2 separate regions of the Homo sapiens genome follow, and region 1 is linked to region 2. A link is a loop called in an ENCODE intact Hi-C map of the cell type or tissue named here. Cell type or tissue: mammary epithelial cell. All regions are shown on one strand. Links, peaks and the distances in the headings refer to the core of each region. The heading gives the core; the rest is flanking DNA.

What was found. A loop is a pair of places that touch in the nucleus more often than their neighbours do. Peaks named below come from ENCODE experiments on the same cell type or tissue, not always from the same donor. Only the 100,000 strongest peaks of a DNase experiment are listed, where the experiment ranks them.
Region 1: a loop joins it to region 2, with 2.9 times the contacts of the local background. A loop is called at or near these places in 4 of 110 quality-filtered maps.

The regions. Positions count from the first base shown.
Region 1 is chr6:12,023,023-12,031,549 of GRCh38, forward strand. The region is part of intron 2 of HIVEP1 (HIVEP zinc finger 1); the gene reads left to right. Among named protein-coding and RNA genes, the nearest start is that of HIVEP1, 15 kb to the left of the region's middle. In mammary epithelial cell, for the core only: no CTCF peak of the experiment used is centred there; no DNase peak of the experiment used is centred there.
Region 2 is chr6:11,801,662-11,810,188 of GRCh38, forward strand. LOC107986567 (a long non-coding RNA gene) reads right to left here. Exons shown (of 3, transcript XR_001743970.2): 2 at 7,515-7,621; 3 at 4,979-6,598. It overlaps LOC124901257 (a long non-coding RNA gene), which reads left to right and starts at 8,423. Exons shown (of 2, transcript XR_007059451.1): 1 at 8,423-8,527. In mammary epithelial cell, for the core only: a CTCF peak has its summit at 5,179; DNase peaks (open chromatin) are centred at 3,800, 4,190 and 5,250; H3K4me3 peaks cover 1,550 bases; H3K27ac peaks cover 4,056 bases.

The sequences.
Region 1 (8,527 bases), core at 270-8,269, 220 kb after region 2:
GCTTCTGTTTTATTGTTGAACTCTTTTAAAAAATGTCGGTGTCACAGATCACGCGGGATTGAAGTGAAGTGCTCTCCTTAGGTTCCAAGATGGCAGCCATCTCTCTGTCCCCTCCTCCGCTTCTGTGTGACACAAGAGAAGCCCAGCCGGGGTTTCAGAATTAATCTGATTAAGATGAATGTTTTCATTTGCTATCAATTGTGGGCCTACTCCAGTGGTTATTTTACAAAGTCTACTACCAGGAATAAAATCTTACGTTTACTTGTTATGTAGGGATTATCTTGTTGAGCTGATAAGTGGAGTAGGTTTAATTTTGATGATTTTCAGATGGAATTCCAGCTGTTTAAGCATCGTTTTTCACATTTGAATGTTAGGTCAGCAGTTCCATGCTGACAGCCTTAAGATTTGAGAAATCAAAAATCTTGTAGTGGAAACAACCCCATGGCTTATTTCAAAAACAAAAACAAAAGAAATTCTCTATATTGTAGCTAGAAAGGAAATAAGTAATAATTTAAAAAATAGTTTTTGTTAATATGGGTGAAAAAGTTACTAGGAGCGATCATGTAGATAGCTGACAGTGCTTAGTTTGAGGAGGATAAAAATATGAAAATGGAGTTAACATAGCAAGCCTCCTTTTTTTTTGCAGATAATTATTTTTCGGCTCATGTTGAGAGCTTATTTGATGCTTTCTGAATGCTTATTAACGTTAGCCAAATGCTTCTTTTTAAAAGCAAATACAAAATGTAGTAATATGATTAACCAGAGTAATGATTTTATTTTAGAACATTTTTGTACAAAATATGTTCTGATGAGGTACAATCTTATCTTACCATAGAACGGAAAAATACATAATTTGTGTAAAATCTCCTATCATAGAAAAACATTTTTAAGCTTCACATTTAAAATGGTGATAATTTGAGCAAGTCTGGGCTAAAGTTGATTCTTGTATTATGCAGAAAAATATTTTATGAATAAATTAAGTGCTTTACTTTTTCATGTACATATTTAACTCTTTAAAAACATTTTTGCAGTACTCTTCTGCATATTAATACTATGCTCATTACAGGTGATGCTGTTATACTGTTAACCATTGTTCACTATAGCACAAAAACTTATAACCAAAGAGAGACCTTTCTTCTCAGTGCTCAAGTCATTCTTTGAGAAAGAAGCTCTTTTTGATCATGAGGCTTTAGGCTTACATTTGGTATACAGTTGCATTGATTTTGATTTTTTTTTTTTTTTTTTTACAATTTTAATGAGAAGTTGTCAAAAGGTTTTTAGAAATTTTCTATGATGAATTTTGTTCTAGAAAATATTCTAAGGCTGTGCTGTGATGCAAACATATTGAAAAAATAGAAAGTGATAACAAAACGGTTGGCTGCTGTGTAATGAGATAGCAGTCCCTAAGCATGAATTGGAACCATACGATTTAAGAGTTACACCTACTTAATACAAAGCTTGATTTTTATGGTCCTTATGTGTTTCTGTCCACAGAATTTCTGTGTGCCTGTGTGACTAGAGTATGAATTTAACCAAGCATACTTGTTATTTTGTACTTTGAAGTGTGCTTACATAGGTTTATCTTCAAATTCTTTCAGATTTGCCAGTGAAGAAAAAGATAGGGTGAGCATACAACTGCTTAATATAGTATCCAGATGGAAATAGGTTAAATATACAATTAGGGTGGTATTTGATAGTTTAAAGATAAAGAGAAAAATAAACTGGGCTGATACACAGGGACTTGGAAGGTGGTTGGTTAAGCCACGCCAGGAGTGAACCAAGGCTCTCCCTTGTGTTGCTGGGTTCTTGTGCGCCTCTCTGAGAGAATTACACATTTTACAGCAGGAAGGATGGACCTTGGAGGTCATTTAGTTCAGCCTCCTCATTCTGCAGATGGGAAGGCCCAGTGGCAAGAGGGAGGTGGTTTTATATAGGTCTTACGATGATAAAAAGGGCGAACCTTTCCACAGGTCTCTACTAGGCTCTGTTCAGAGGGCTTTTCATGTTTTCTCATTTGATTCCTACAGCTACCTGAGACAGGTACTTTTATGATTCCCATTTTATAGATGTGGAAATGAGGCACAGAAAGATTGCTATTTGCCCAGGGTCACATAGCTAGGAGTCTGCAGTGCTTTTGCTTCTAACCATCATGCTTATACTTGCTGATGTTGATAGTAGAAAGTTCTTTCCTGATTAGTAAGAGTTTAGAAATGCTCTCCATCCCAGTTAACTTGCTAAGCATAGCACACAGAGCTGAGGTTATTCAGGAGGTCAGAATTTGAAGGATTTTTTTTTTCTTAAGCCTTTAATTGTTTAGAATCTATTTCAAGTTGTATATGTATATATTATTCCAAGTTAGATTTGCTATCACAAACAGTCTAGGGAATTTCCAAGCTCTTTAAGAGGGAAAGAATAGTTGTCTCATCCAAGACGTTTGCTTACATGATTTGCTTAATTTTATAGTTGGAAGTAGAGATGTTTTACTTAAAATGGAGAATGGCAGTGTTTAAGTGGGAATCTCCGCCTAACAGTTGAAATTTCGGACCTGAAGGCTTAGAAAATATTTCTGGGGAAACTAACGTGAAAACATTAAAATTCTAAGCAAAATAAAGTAGATAACATTCTATAATTTGTCTTCATGTGGTAGGTACAGTAGGATATGGAAAAAGCATGCTATTTTAGACGTATGGGCACTCTTCTTCCACACTGCAGGTAAAGGGCAAATAACCATCGTTGGCCAAGCTCGATGGCTCACGCCTGTAATCCCAGCACTTTGGGAGGCCGAAGCAGGTGGATCACCTGAGGTCAGGAGTTCAAGACCAGCCTGGCCAACATGGCGAAACCCTGTCCCTACTAAAAATAAAAAAATTAGCTGGGCTTGGTGGCAGGTCCCTCTAATCCCAGCCACTTGGGAGGCTAAGGCAGGAGAATCGCTTGAGCCTGGGAAGCAGAGTTTGCAGTGAGCTAAGACCACACCATTGCATTCCAGCCTGGGCAACAAGAGTGAAACCCCATATCAAAAAAAAAAAAAAGAACAATTTTTAAGGGATCATAGAGAATTCTGTTTGTCTTCCGGGAGCAGTGAAAATGCTAGTAGGCTATGCCTAGACAAAAAATCTTGTACCTGCCCTCTTAGAGTTTTTAATACATTGTGTCTCCAAACACAGGAAAATAAAAGATCTAAGAGCAACATAAAGGAACAAATATAATTTCAGGCTAGTATGTGCAGTATGGAATTCCCCAAGGGAAAGTGGAGCAAAAAATAATTGGAGTGGAGTAAAGCAATGAGGAAATACCTCGCGGAGGAGTCAACTTTCTTCTTAACTAAAACCTGAATGAGGAGGAGTTTTGAGACGGGTTTTTAAAGACAGGAAGGATATATTGGCAGAGAAAGTAAGTTGTTTTTAGACTTTGGTAGAAGAATGAATGGGGGAAAAATTACGCAGAAGTGATTGTTGGTTTAGATTGCTTGGTTAGAGTGGATTTCCCAGTGAACTTGAAACTCTAAGGAAGAAAAGAGGAAAGGAAACTTATTAGATTTAATGTGTTTGGTTTCTGTTTATGGTAATTATAAAATTACCAGGTCAAGGTCTTTTATACTGCCAGGTGGGTCATAAGGTCATAAGTATTTAAAGAAGATCGTTCGGTGGCTAGGCAGTATCTTTTATGTTAACATTAAAAAACAACCTTCACCCAAGGTCAGTATGATTTGTTGACACCCAGGAAACTGGTAACAGTTTAAAAGAATGAGGCAGCCATTTTTTATTGTTTTTCCTATTTCAGAAGATCATCATGTGTATGAATAAACCAGCAAAAGAGTAATATGGCTTTGAGCAAATATCTTTAGTTTCTTCTTAGAGAACAAGGTGGTTAGGGGTTGGTAGGGGTGATGTTGATCTGCAATTTACTTTTTAGTTGTAAATGGCTGTTATTCTAGGGATCAGTAAATCCTGACTAAATCCAATCCTCCACCTGTTTTTGTAAATAAAGTTTTATAGAAACATAGCCATGCCCATTTATTTACATACTGACCATGGCTTCTTTCATGCAACAGTGGCAGAGTTGAGTGGCTGTTTGTGGTCACGAAGCCTAAAATATTTACTATTTAATGCTTTACAGAAAAGTTTGCCAAATCCTGCCTGGGAAATAGAGAGTTAACACATTTATTTGTAAACCCTTTTCTGTTTGGGAATAAATGAGAATGCTTTATCTTTCTGTGGAGGATTGCTGTAGGAATGAATTATTATTAGGGGAACCTAGGTACTGCTTTAGTTAGTATGTGAGGGTCCGCTGCCTGCCAAGCATAAGGGAATTCACATTTGGTTGGGAAGAAGTCCACTTACTTGTGGTTTTAAAATGAAGGGAAAGCCTTAGAGGTCAAGTTAGTCTTGCCAGAAATATTTAGTTCTTGATTTTCTGATACCAAGGTCATGGGTCTCAACCCAAAAGGATTAGATTGTTAGGGAGCCACCTGTTGAGTCAGGTAGCGTACTCTCCTTTTTTAAATTGTACTGTCTCCATCTAGTCACCTTTGTATTTAACTCAACTTGGTAGAAAACTACTGCAGGCAATCCATTTCCAATGCTGTACATGAAACGTCTTGTGAAGGACTGTTATTCAGCAAAATAGAGCTGTCTTTGAGAGGTGCGCCTTCTGACAAATGAGCCCTACAAGGAAGGTCTTCCCCTGTGAGTGGAGTGCCAGGTCTTGAGAATGGGACCAGGTCATCTGAGTGATTGATAATTGCTGCTAGCACATTAAGCATTATAATTTGTCCTTAGGTTGTGGGAAACATGTTTAAACATCCAATATGTTTGAATTCTCAGTAGTCCCTACAACACTTTCTGTAATATCCTAATAATTCTTTTTTTCTGGTGGTTTTGGGGTAGTGGGATGAGAGTAAGTAAATGATATTTTCGTGTTATGGTTTTGTTTTAATTTATTTTGCTTAAGTTTAAATTTAAGGATAGGCTCAGTTGAGCTCATGATAACTGTTGAGTTGTTTGGGGAATACTTTGGAAAGCATGTTAATTCTCCACAGATGAATTGGATCGTTAACCTCTTTATTTTGGTCCATGCTGGTGTTAGCACGTGGCTCAAAATAGTATGAGAATCGGTAACTGTTAACATGTTTCCTTTCCCAGCGACAGGAAGAGCCCATAGTGGTCATGAAGTATGGTGGAATCAGAGGGCCACTTTGGTGGCTGTCACTTATAAGCCCGTCTGGACTTCTGTGGCCCGGCTCTGAGGTGTTGGACATGTTGTGGAGTTCACCACCTCTGTCCCTGTCTTCCAGGAAATTTATAGTTGAAGACATAAAGGCCATAATGGCTTCACGTGAAAGTCTAGACAGCTGTATGAATATTTGATGAGTGAGCATATAAGGAAATACTCAGTTAACATATGTAAGGAGATGTATGACTGCATAGCCAAGGGGTTAAATGCTTTATTTATCCTTCTGTATGTTGACAGTTTAGGTTGATCTATCATGTTTTGATGGAATTAATGCCATACGTGTGATGAGTTATATATTCAGCATTCATGTTAATATCTTCTTGGAAGAGCTAGGGTTTGCAATAAGTTGTATTTGATGGATATGCTCCTTCATGGAAAGATTACCTTTTTCAGTCTCCAGTTTACTGCCTTAGTTATACTACTGTATACTGTATTTGTTTTACAGCTTTATTAAGACATAATTTACATGCAATAAAATTCACCCGTTTTAAGTGTATGATTCAGTGTGTTTAGTAAATTTATAGAGTTGGGAAACCTTTACCACAGTCCAGTTTTAGAACATGTCTGTCACCCCCAAAATTTCCTTGAGCTTATTTGCAACCAATCCTTGCTCCCACTGTCAGCTGCAGGCAATTGCTGGTCTGTTTTCTGGCTCTTTACATTTGCCTATTCTGGACATTTAATAAGTAGAATCATACAGTATATAGTTTTTACATGTAGCTTTTTTTCATTGTTTGAGATTAATCTGTGTCGTAGCATGTATCAGGATCTTCCTTACCTTTTATCGCTACATAATATTCTCTTATATAAATGCACTGATTGTATTGATTCATTCACTCGTTTGATGGACATTTGTATTGTTTTCAGTGTTTGGCTTGTGTGAATAATGTTGCTGTAAGCAATCCCATACAAATCTGTGGTTACATAGAGTGTTCTAGAAGTCTCAGGTCAAGCTGGCCATTAACACCTATTTTACTTGATATTACTATAGAGACTAGGGTTATTGTTTGCATGGCATGTGTGTTCCTGTTCTTTCACGTTGAACTTTTTGTTTCTTTGAACCTCTGCCACTGTTGCAGGTGTGTCTTTTGTGGACAGCGTGTTGCCGCGATTGCTTTTTCATCCAGTCCGACAATCTGCCTTTTGGGTGGGTGTTTATTCCATCACATTGATGTAATTTATTATTATTACTGAATTTATATCTGTGATTTTGCCTTTTCTGTTTGCTTCATACTTTTGTTCCTCTGTACTTCCTTAATTGCCTTCTTTTGTGTTAAATTTTTTAGTGTATGATTTTGATTTCTCTTTCTTTTTTGTTTTTACTATACTTTTGATTAATTTTCTTAGTGGTTGCCCTAGAGATTATAATATGCATCTTAAAGTATCACTGCCTACTTGAGAGTAATACTAACTGAACTCTGGTAAAATATAGAAACTTTTCTCCAGTATCTCCTTTTCTTTCTCCTTTTATGCTATTATTGTGATATATGCTTAATCCCTTTATATTATAAAGCAGGTTACACAGTGTTAAATCACTCCTTTACACAATCTTTTTTAAAAATAATTTAAGAGAAGAAATGAGAAACATACTAATAGGTCTTACATATACCTACATATTTATTGTTTCTAGCACTCTCCTCTTCTTCTATGGATTCAGGTTATCATCCTGTACCACTTTTATTCAACCTGAAATATTTCATGTAGCATTTCTTGAAAGTCAGGTCTTCTAGCAGCAACGTTGCTTTTTTAATATTTATGGAATGTCTTTATTTTTCCTTCCGTTTTGAAGCATAATTTTCTGGATATAGAATTCTTGGTTGATAGGGTTTTGTTGTTTTTCTTTCTGAACTCTGAACATCCACTATTCTCTGGCCTCTGTTACTTCTGAGAAGTCAGCTGTTTATTGTGTTGTGTTTGTTTTCTTTGCAAGATGAATTGTTTCTTTCATGGTTCTTTCCATTTGTTTCTCATCTTTCTCCAATTTGAATGTGATGTGCTTAGTTGTGGATTTCTTTGTGTTTATCTTATTTGGAATTTTATTGAACTTCTTGGATATGTAGATCAGTATTTTTGTTTTATCAAATTTGGGGAGTTTTTGGCCATTATTTCTTCATATATTTTTTCTGTACCTTTCTTTTCTCTAATCACACATTTATTTTTATGTTTGTTGTTCCACAGGTCTCTGAGGGTCTGTTAATATCTCTTTAATTTTTTTCTGTTCCTCAGATTGGATACTTTTCATTGAGCTATCTTCAAATATATGGATTGTTTCTCGTACCAGTTCAGATTTGCGGTTGAGTCCCTCTAGTAAATTTTTCATTTCACTTACTTTACTTTTCAACTCTAGAATTTCTATTTGCTTCTCTGTCTCTTTTTAAAATAATTTCTATCACTTTATTGAGATTCTATTTGTTGTTATAATCATACTTTAATTCTTTAAATATGGTTCCCTTCAGTTCTTTGAACATATAATAGCTACTATGAAATCTCATCCTATTAAATCCAGCATTTGGGGATACTAGAGATACTTTCTATTGACTCAATTTTTCCCCTGAGTATGGGTCACACTTTCTTATTTCTCTTCATGTCTCCAATTTTTTGTTGAATATTTTACATTTAAGATAATAGATTGTAGCAACTGTGGATTCTGATCCTTGCTCCCTTGTGAGTTATTTTTTGGTTTAGTAGCTTTTCTGGACTAAATATGTGAAGGCTATTTCTCTCATGTTGTGTGGCTGCTGATGGCTCTGCCCAGGTTTGCTTTCGTTTGTTTGTTTTTTTTGTTTTCTTATGTTTTACTTTAAATCCTAGCTTCCTAGAGGGTTACCCTGTGTAGTTTTGTTTTAAAGCCAAAGGTAGATCAGAGCTTAATTGTGAGTCAGTCTGAACCTTGACTCTCTGCCTGTGGGTCTGTGTGTGGGCTGGGGAGCACTTTCAAATCACAGGCAGTTCTCACATCTGTCCTGGCTTTAACTTTCAGCTGGACCCTCTTATGTCTTCTTTGTGTGTGTATGCCCAGGCTCTGTGGCCCAGGAGTGTGCAGAGGTTAGGAGACTGCCCTAGTGTTGGTGACACATGTGCAGAGTCTCTGGTTAACCTGGGATACATGTGGAGAGTTTACCCAGCACACTGTAAGTGGCTCACCTACCAGAACTCCCTAGTAAGTCCCTGGCTAGTCTTCTAGTCTCTTGCTTGCCCTCAGCAGGACCTCAGCCTCAGGCGGACATTGCCATTGATTTTCTTGAGTTCTCTTGCTATTGGGATTGCCAGTTTAACTGACTGTGCTCCAAAT
Region 2 (8,527 bases), core at 339-8,338:
TTTTTAGATTAATACAAGTCATGTGCTCTATTCCTTATGTAATTTATAAAGTTACACAAAATATAAAGAGGAATAAACTTCTCTGAAACTTTTTGGGGAAGGAAGGTAACCTAAATGTAATAGTGTCCTTTAAATGTACATGAAAATGTGCGTTCTATAATGAAATGGATTCATTCTACTACAGTAATGCATTCTATAATAAACTTGTCCTCACACTACCTGCAGAACCCACCAGTAACTGACTTGACTGCATTTTGAATCCCACTGGAGAAGGAAAGGTGATTGGGTGACCACTGAAAAATCATAACTGTCTTGAATTCCTGATCCCAGCCAAGGGTGTGGTTAAGAACCACTAGAAGTTTCTTACTGGATATAATTATCCTGGTAAAAGCTTCTCTGCCTCATAGCTCATCTACCTGCCAACCAGAGAGCCCAAAATTCACCACCGAAGATGGATTCCTTCAGACTAAGCCTCATTTTCTATTAAAACACAGATATCTTCTAAGATTGGTCATGTATGACCATATATTAGCACCATATTGTAATTAACTTTTTTACCTTTCAAATCGATCTCCACTATCAAAGTCCTGAATACTTTTGACTATGCACCCTTATCAGTAAAAAATTTCGAGCTGTGTCCCCTATATTTATATATTTATTGGTAATTACTGACAATCCATACATTAATAAGGCATATTTATTTGAAGAAGAATCCCACTGTTACTTTTTATTTTGCTTCATTTTGCTGTTCTCATGGTTCATTTGACTTAGGTCAGCATCCACATTAAAGTATATATGTATGTCAATACTACTGGTTACCCAAACCAGAACGGCTCTGCAAGTAATGATGGCTTGGATGTCTTTGAGTCACTGAGGAGAGTTAAAAACCATTCCACTTTCAGCAGTCTAGCATTTGTTACTCGGATTTTTCTTTCACCTATTCTGTTGCTTCCCATTTAATCACATTTTTGAGCATTTCTTTTTCTTGTCATTGGGCTGTTGGAGGATGGTGGTAGAGACTACAGCCCAGTTGCTGAGATAAATATGAGCCTGAAGTCAAGGCCTTGGGTCCAGTTCCTTTACAAATCAATTTATTTGCAATCTTCTGGAAGTGGTTACCAAACATTATTGTGCAGAAGAATTACTTAGAGAACTTGTTAAAAAAAAAAACAGGATTCTTAGCCAGGTGCGGTGGCTCACACCTATAATCCCAGCACTTTGGAGACCGAGGCAGGAGGATCACTTGAGGATGGGAGTTTAAGACCAGCCTGAGCAATATAGTGAGATCCCATCTTTGCAAAAAAAAAAAAAAAAAATTAATTTTTAAAATTAGCCGAGCATGGTGGTACATACCTGGAGTCCCAGCTACTCAGAAGGCTGAGGTAAGATCACTTGAGCCCAGGAGCTTGAAACTGCAGTGAGCTGAGATAACACCACAGCACTCCAGCCTGGGTGAAAGAGCAAGACTCTGTCTCAACAATAACAACAACAAGAAAAAACACAAAATGAGATTTCTGATCCCTCCCCAAGAGATTCTGATTTAATAGGTCTGCGGAGGGGACAATAATCACCATTTGTAATAAGACCCCTCCCCCACAGCACCACCCACACAGGCCGTCTGGGGTCAGGCTGTGCTTATACCCCAGGAAATATTGGAGGCATGAGAATGGTGGTTGCCAAAGCAACCTTGGCATTGGGTGAAATAGTCCAGACTTTATTACATGGTGACCATGCTCAAAAGCTTGACCTTTGTCACAGAATTGGTAGGGATAGGGCAATGGAAGGAGGGTGTGTGGGTGCGGGAGTGGGTGTGTGCAAACATGAGGCCGGGTTTCTACCAAAGGTGCTAAACAGAATTGGTTTTCCTTTTGTCTCTCTCAAAGTGGAAGTTTGTTTTGAATGCACATATTTTAATAAATTAAATGACACTTTATAAATTACACCTTTTCAATCTTACACCTCCAAAGAATTATTTCTAAATTCGTGTCTTGTTAACAAATGTGCCATTTGTGCCCCCTCAAAAAAGAATGTTTTAAAATGGACATCTTGGTTCCTGGTTCACAATGAGATTTAGGTCAAGTGTGAATTATGATCACAAGGTAAACATATTACTGTGGCACCGAAAGAATGTAGGGATCACAAGACAGACTTCCAGGTGTACATTTTGCTACTTGCTACAGATGAGTTACTTAATTTGGGTTGTGGGGAGGAGTTGGATAATTTATTTACTAAAAAGCTCTTAAGACCCCAAATCTGTAAGCCTATTCCTCAGATCCTAAACATACCCAGATCTGTCTGTATCCCAGTGTGAACACACAATACACCTTCTCCTAAAAGTGAGACCCCAGATCTACTGATAGATAAAGTGAATGACAGTTATTGCTGAAGTAGAAATAAAATCATATTTCAAATACAGTTTCTTCATAAAGTCCTATGGCAATTTTTACCCTTTCTGCATTTTTCTTTGAGGCCTAACCTTGAGAAATCAATAAGCATAATTGGTTAGAAAATTGAATTTCTTTCTCTTTGCTTACAGGAATTAATTTGGCAAGCCATAGTTAATTTAGTGAGCATGTTTGCACTAACCATATTTTATATGTCTAACACATGGTATACAATTGTGCTCTGTGATCATTGTGAAATGATGCCTGCGGCCTGTGTTACGAAAGTTCAGAGCTGCAGCAAAGCTTTAGGGAGACTCACACGATGTGAGCGGGGGGCAGTTCTAGCTTCCTGATTCCGTGAAGGGCATACCCTCAAGTGTAAATCTATTATTTGCTGCCGGTTGAAATCTTGTTAGTCCTCAGGGAACAGTTTTCTGGAGATCATTCTAAATCAAATCCATGGGATTTCTAGCCCAGGATCCCTGAGATTTGTCAGTTTGGTTCAATAGGAAGACCTAACAGCTAGGACATTCCAAAAAATCATGATATAGATGGTTTACTTTCAGTGCCTTGACCTACTGTCATGGACCGCTCTGCCACTTCGCCCTGCTGTCTCCTTCCTTCTGGGGCTTCCATGTACCCCCAGGAAAACTCATTTTCCCCTTTCTTGTGTCTTGGGATGGTTTTCAGTGTTTGTCAGTGTGAAAGGAAAATAAATCTCAGGAGCCCACAATGAGTAAGCCAAAGGGAAGTCAAGCTGGGACCTTCCTCCCACTTCGTCCTAAATAAGATAGCTACAATGAGATAACTGCTTCATGATTCGCTAACAAGAAAATTCCTTGTGGACAAAGGACAGACGGACCTCAAAGTCATCCCTCTGCCCAAGTGAGACAAATGCATATCTGATGGCTTCCTTTGCCCTGTTGTTTCCAAACTAAGGCATAGTGATTATTCCTCTCTTCTCCTCTCACAGGTAAATTGTGTATTCAGTGAAAGGCTAATCAGAGACTCAAAAGAATGCAACCATTTGTCTTTTAGCTACCTATGCCCTGGAAGCCCCCTCCCCTGCTTCAACTTGTCCCGCCCTTCCGGACCAAACCGATGTACACCTTACACATATTGATTGATGTTTCATGTCTCCCCAAAATGTATAAAACCAGGCGTGGGTGCCCTGACTACCTTGGGAACATGTCAGGACCTCCTGAGGCTGTGTCAAGGGTGCATCCTTAAACTTGGCAAAATAAACTTTCTGAACGGATTGAGATCTGTCTCAGATACGTTTGGGTTCACACTAGGTGCCTGTGGGCTGATTTCATCCCTGGCAAGTGAAGAGGAGCTGTGGCGAGGGTAGCAGAGGGTTGTCAGGCTTTGCTGAGTGGCAGGGGGAGCAGCCAATAGTGTGGGGATATGGGGGCGGGGGAGGTGTCCTCTCCCCTCCTCCATGACTCCCTGCTGGATCACGCCACCAAAAGACTAGGCACCACCACATGTGTAAATACCTGAGATGCTGGGAAACCATGCAGGCTGGGCTGTGCTAAAACCCTTCGTTTTATTCTGTATCAGGGTAAAGATTGTAAAGAAAAAACTCCCTGATTGTAAAGAAAAAACTCAATTACAATTGGACCCCTAGGCTTCTAAAGGAAAATAGGTGAGAGAGAGAAAGGGGCGTTTTCTAAACTTCATGGCATTCAATGTTCCACAGCTGTGGAAGATTGCAAATGACCTCTGCCTGGGGCTGCCGCTGCTCATCTGGATAGGTGAGTCGGGCGTAGCCAGGCGTGGGTGTGTGCACCAAGGCAGCACAGGGCAGGACAAAGCCCGGCTTGCTCTCATCTGCGTCTCATTGGATTTGCATTATCTAGGTCTTCAGAGGGAGATCCCTCAGCCTCTGAGTCTGCAATGCTATCTGTATCTTACCAGTGGCCTGCAGTAGCAGGAGCCCCATATTGGGTGGTGAATCTACCAGTGACTTCAGTGGTTGGAAACTTGGGAAAGTTTAGGCTACATTAGAGAAGGAGTGGTTCACAGGCAAGCCACTGGCAGGGGTTAAGAGATGAGAAGCACCTGCCAATGATTTGGAAAACACAACTTGCTGGCACCTGCCTGTTCGGCAGTTTCTTTCTGCAGGTTGTGAGCCCCTTTTGTCATTGTCAGGGCCTAAGGGTCCAGGAATCACTGTCTACCTTAGGAGTTTGTTAATAAATCGCCACGGTGAGTTGGGTAATGTTTGAGAGCAAAATGAAATAAAATGTCCTATATGTGTTTAAGCTATAGAAAACTAGGAATGGAAGAAAAAAAAGGCTTTCTGCTCTTGGATCCCAATTTACCTAGTGGGCAGGAAGCCTCCCCAGCACCCCTTCCTCATTTCTGACCAAAGCAGTTAATGGCATTAAATGTCTTCATGTGATCTCACGCTAGAACTGTATTGGAGCAGACATCTGGCAACAATTTATTGGCGCACAGGATAAATTTTCAGAAAACCAAGTTGCAGTTCTGAGAAACTTCACAAATCCACCTTCCTGCCCACCCACTTCAAAGCCCCTCACCCTCTCGGCAACTGTTCACCCTCCCACACTGGCACCTCAGACGCCTGCAATAACCTCCGACGAACTTGTCGGACAGCCCTAATCTCCTAACAAGGGAAATGCAAAGAGCTCAAGACAGAGATCAACACTCTGGACGGGGATTTCCAGGCCCAGATCAGCACCCTGCTGAGACATGCTGTCTGGAAAATCAGAAATGTGATGTGGGAGTGCACAGCCCCGCGGCCCCCTCACCTGGCCATGCAACCGCCTCTCCATCCAAGCCAGTGGTCAGGCAGGGAGGAAGGACACTCACCTGTAAGCTATTTAGACGTGGCCTCACCTTGTGGGGTTTCCACAGAATGGATGTCTTCCAGAGTATCTCATCATCATGACTGGCGATGATGAGGAGCTAAGGATCTCCCTCTCGGGTGGGTGGGAACTCACTTCGCAAGAATGGTGGCTCTGGTTTGGAGACTCTCTGGGCTGGTTGGCTGCTGGGAAGGCTGTCAAAGGTGAGCAGGCAGCATCATACCTGACCAATGAATGGCAACAGCCAGGACTGCTGGGAAGTGTGGGTGCAATTGCTGGCAAGAGCCACCTTTTTTTTCTGGTGAGTGGGCGTTCAGAGGCAACTTCCCCTGGAGCTGGCATCCTCTGTCTGGAGTAGGGAATTGGACTGCGCAGGAATTGGGGAGTGGAGGGAGGTTGTGTGTGTGTGTATTTGTGCACATGTGTGACTGCAAGTGTGTACAAATGCAATACCACGTTTCTATCTATAAGGCTTAGAAAAAGCCATCCTTTAATGAAACCTCTATTTTACAAGAGGCTGCGAGAGCTTTGGGATTTTCTTCCATGAAGTAACATGATTTCGCAGTGGATTTCAAACATGTTTTAAAGCACCAGAAACCTCTCTTTTTTTTCCTGCCCAAACACAATCATATTCAAAAGTCACAGATTAGAAAAGAGATCGAAGCAGGGTTGCCCTAATTAAAGTGTGTGCTGGCCCCAGAGACCCAAACCCTCTGTTGGTCCTCCTCTCTATGGCCAGAAAGGCCCCAAATGGACTCATGGAGGCCCTAAGGACCCCAGAGCAAAATGTACCAAACTGGTGAGTGAGTAGGATAAGTTCTGGCTTTCAAGTCAGACAGACCTGAGTTTGGGTCCTGACTCTGCCACTTGTGAGCAGTGAGGTCTTTGTCCACTCATTAACATATCTGCTTCTCAGTTTCCTCATCTATACAATAGAAATAATAACCCTTACATTGCAAGGTATCTTCAAGAACAGGAGACAAATACACATAAGGCATGTGTTACTAAATCCCCATACCTATGAGCCGTGGCTGGCACATAGAGTCTTCACACAATGTATTGTTGCTATATGACATAGTTTGGATGTGTGTCCCTGCCTAAATCTCATGTTGAAATGTGATGCGCAATATTGGCTGTGGGGCCTGGTGGGAGGTGACTGGATCATGGGGGTGGATTTCTCATGAATGGCTTAGCGCCCTCCCCTTGGTACTGCCTCGCAATCGTAACTGAGTTCTTGTGAGATCTGGTCATTTAAACGTGTGTGGCAGTTTCCTTCTCTTGCCTCTCCTTTGGCCTGCTTGCACTTCTCCTTCCACCATGATTGTAAGCTTCCAGAGGCCTCCCCGAAGCCAGGTGACGTCAGCATCATTCTTGTGTAGCCTGCAGAACCATAAGCCAATTAAACATCGTTTCTTTATAAATTACCCAGCCTCAGGTATTTCTTTATAGCAGTGCAAGAACGACCCAACACACTATGGTTAGTTCAAGGAAGCTTTGGATATGAGCTGTCTATTGATAGCCAGGAGAGAAAACAAATGACAGTGAGGAGACTTCCCTTAGCTCAAAACTTTTATGCCTGTTACTATCCTGTTTGGTATTCTTTTCCCAATGGCACCTAAGTGCTTTGTTTAGTATGTTCTCTTTAAAAACAGGACAATCAAGACAGTAAATACATAACCTACAGAATGAGAGAGGATATTTATAAATCTCATGTCTGGTAAGGTTCCAGTATCCAGAATATACAAAAAGAACTCGGCCGGGTGAGGTGGCCCACACCTGTAATCCCAGCACTTTGGGAGGCCGAGGTGGGCGGATCACGAGATCAAGACATCAAGACCATCCTGGCCAAAATGGTGAAACCCCATCTCTACTAAAAATACAAAAATTAGCTGGGCGTGGTGGTGCATGCCTGTAGTCCCATCTCCTTGGGAGGCTGAGGCAGAAGAAGCGCTTGAACCCAGGAGGCGGAGGTTGCAGTGAGCTGAGATGGCGCCACTGCACTCCAGCCTGGCAACAGAGCGAGACTCCGTCAAAAAAAAAAAAAAGCCACACACACACACACACACACACACACACACACACACACACAAAACAAAACAAACAAACAAAAAACCTCTGACAACAACAACAACAACAACAACAACAAATCCAATTTAAGAATGGGCAAAGGACGTGAAAAGTCATTTCTCCAAAGAAGATATACAAATAGCCAAAAAGCACGTGAAAAGATGCTCAGCATCCTGAGTCATTAGGGGAATGCAAATCAAACCCAGAATGGACACCACTTCATACTCACTAGGATGGCAATGATAATTAAGAATGCAGAAAACACCATGTTGGCAAGGATTTGGGGAAATTGGAATCCTCATGTACCACTGGTGAGTGTGTACAACGGTACAGCCTCTGTGGAAAACAGTTTGGGAGTTCATTAATAAGTTAAACACAGAATTATCATATAACCCAGCAATTCCACTCCTAGGTATATACTCAAAATAACTGAAAAAAGACAATCAAACAAAAATCTTTACATGAATATTTACAACAACACTATTCACAACTTCCAAAAGGCATAAACAACTCAAATGTCCATTTACTGATGAATGGATATACAAAATGAGTTATCTACTTAAAAAGAAATATTATTCAACCATTAAAGGAATGAAATACTGATACATGCTGCATTTTCTGTGAATCTTAGAAACATTATGCTAAGTGAAAGAAGTCAGACACAAAGGGCTACATACTGTATGATTCCACTTAAATGAAATATCCAAAACAGGCAAATCCATAGAGACAGAAAGTAGATTCATGGTTGCCAGGGGCTGGGGGGGACGTGGGAATGGAGAGTGACTGCTAATGGATAACAAGTTCTCTTTTACGTTAATGAAAGTGTCCTGGAACTAGTTGACAGTGATGCTTATGAATATTATGGGTTAACTTGATGCCACTGAACTGCATATCCTAAAATGACTAAAATATGTTTTATGTTGTGTGTATTTTATTGCAACAAATAAAAAGCAGGACAAGTATCCATCTAGCCAAAATATAGCCTGTGCATTTTTAAAGCAATTTTAAAGGTTTCTTTTTCCTCTTTGACCATCTTGCATGGATGCAATAAAACACAGTTCTGAAATGCTAGGACGTCTGTCTGCACTAAAGAAGTCTCATTCCAATTTCAAGGGCTCACTTGCCTCTGGAACTGGCCTTGAGAATGGGAGTGCCTACTCCTCCCTCAACAGCTGACGTAAAAGGGAGAACTTCCTGGAGGCCAGCCAAGAGCCTACTGGGGCATAATCAGGCTGCCCAGCT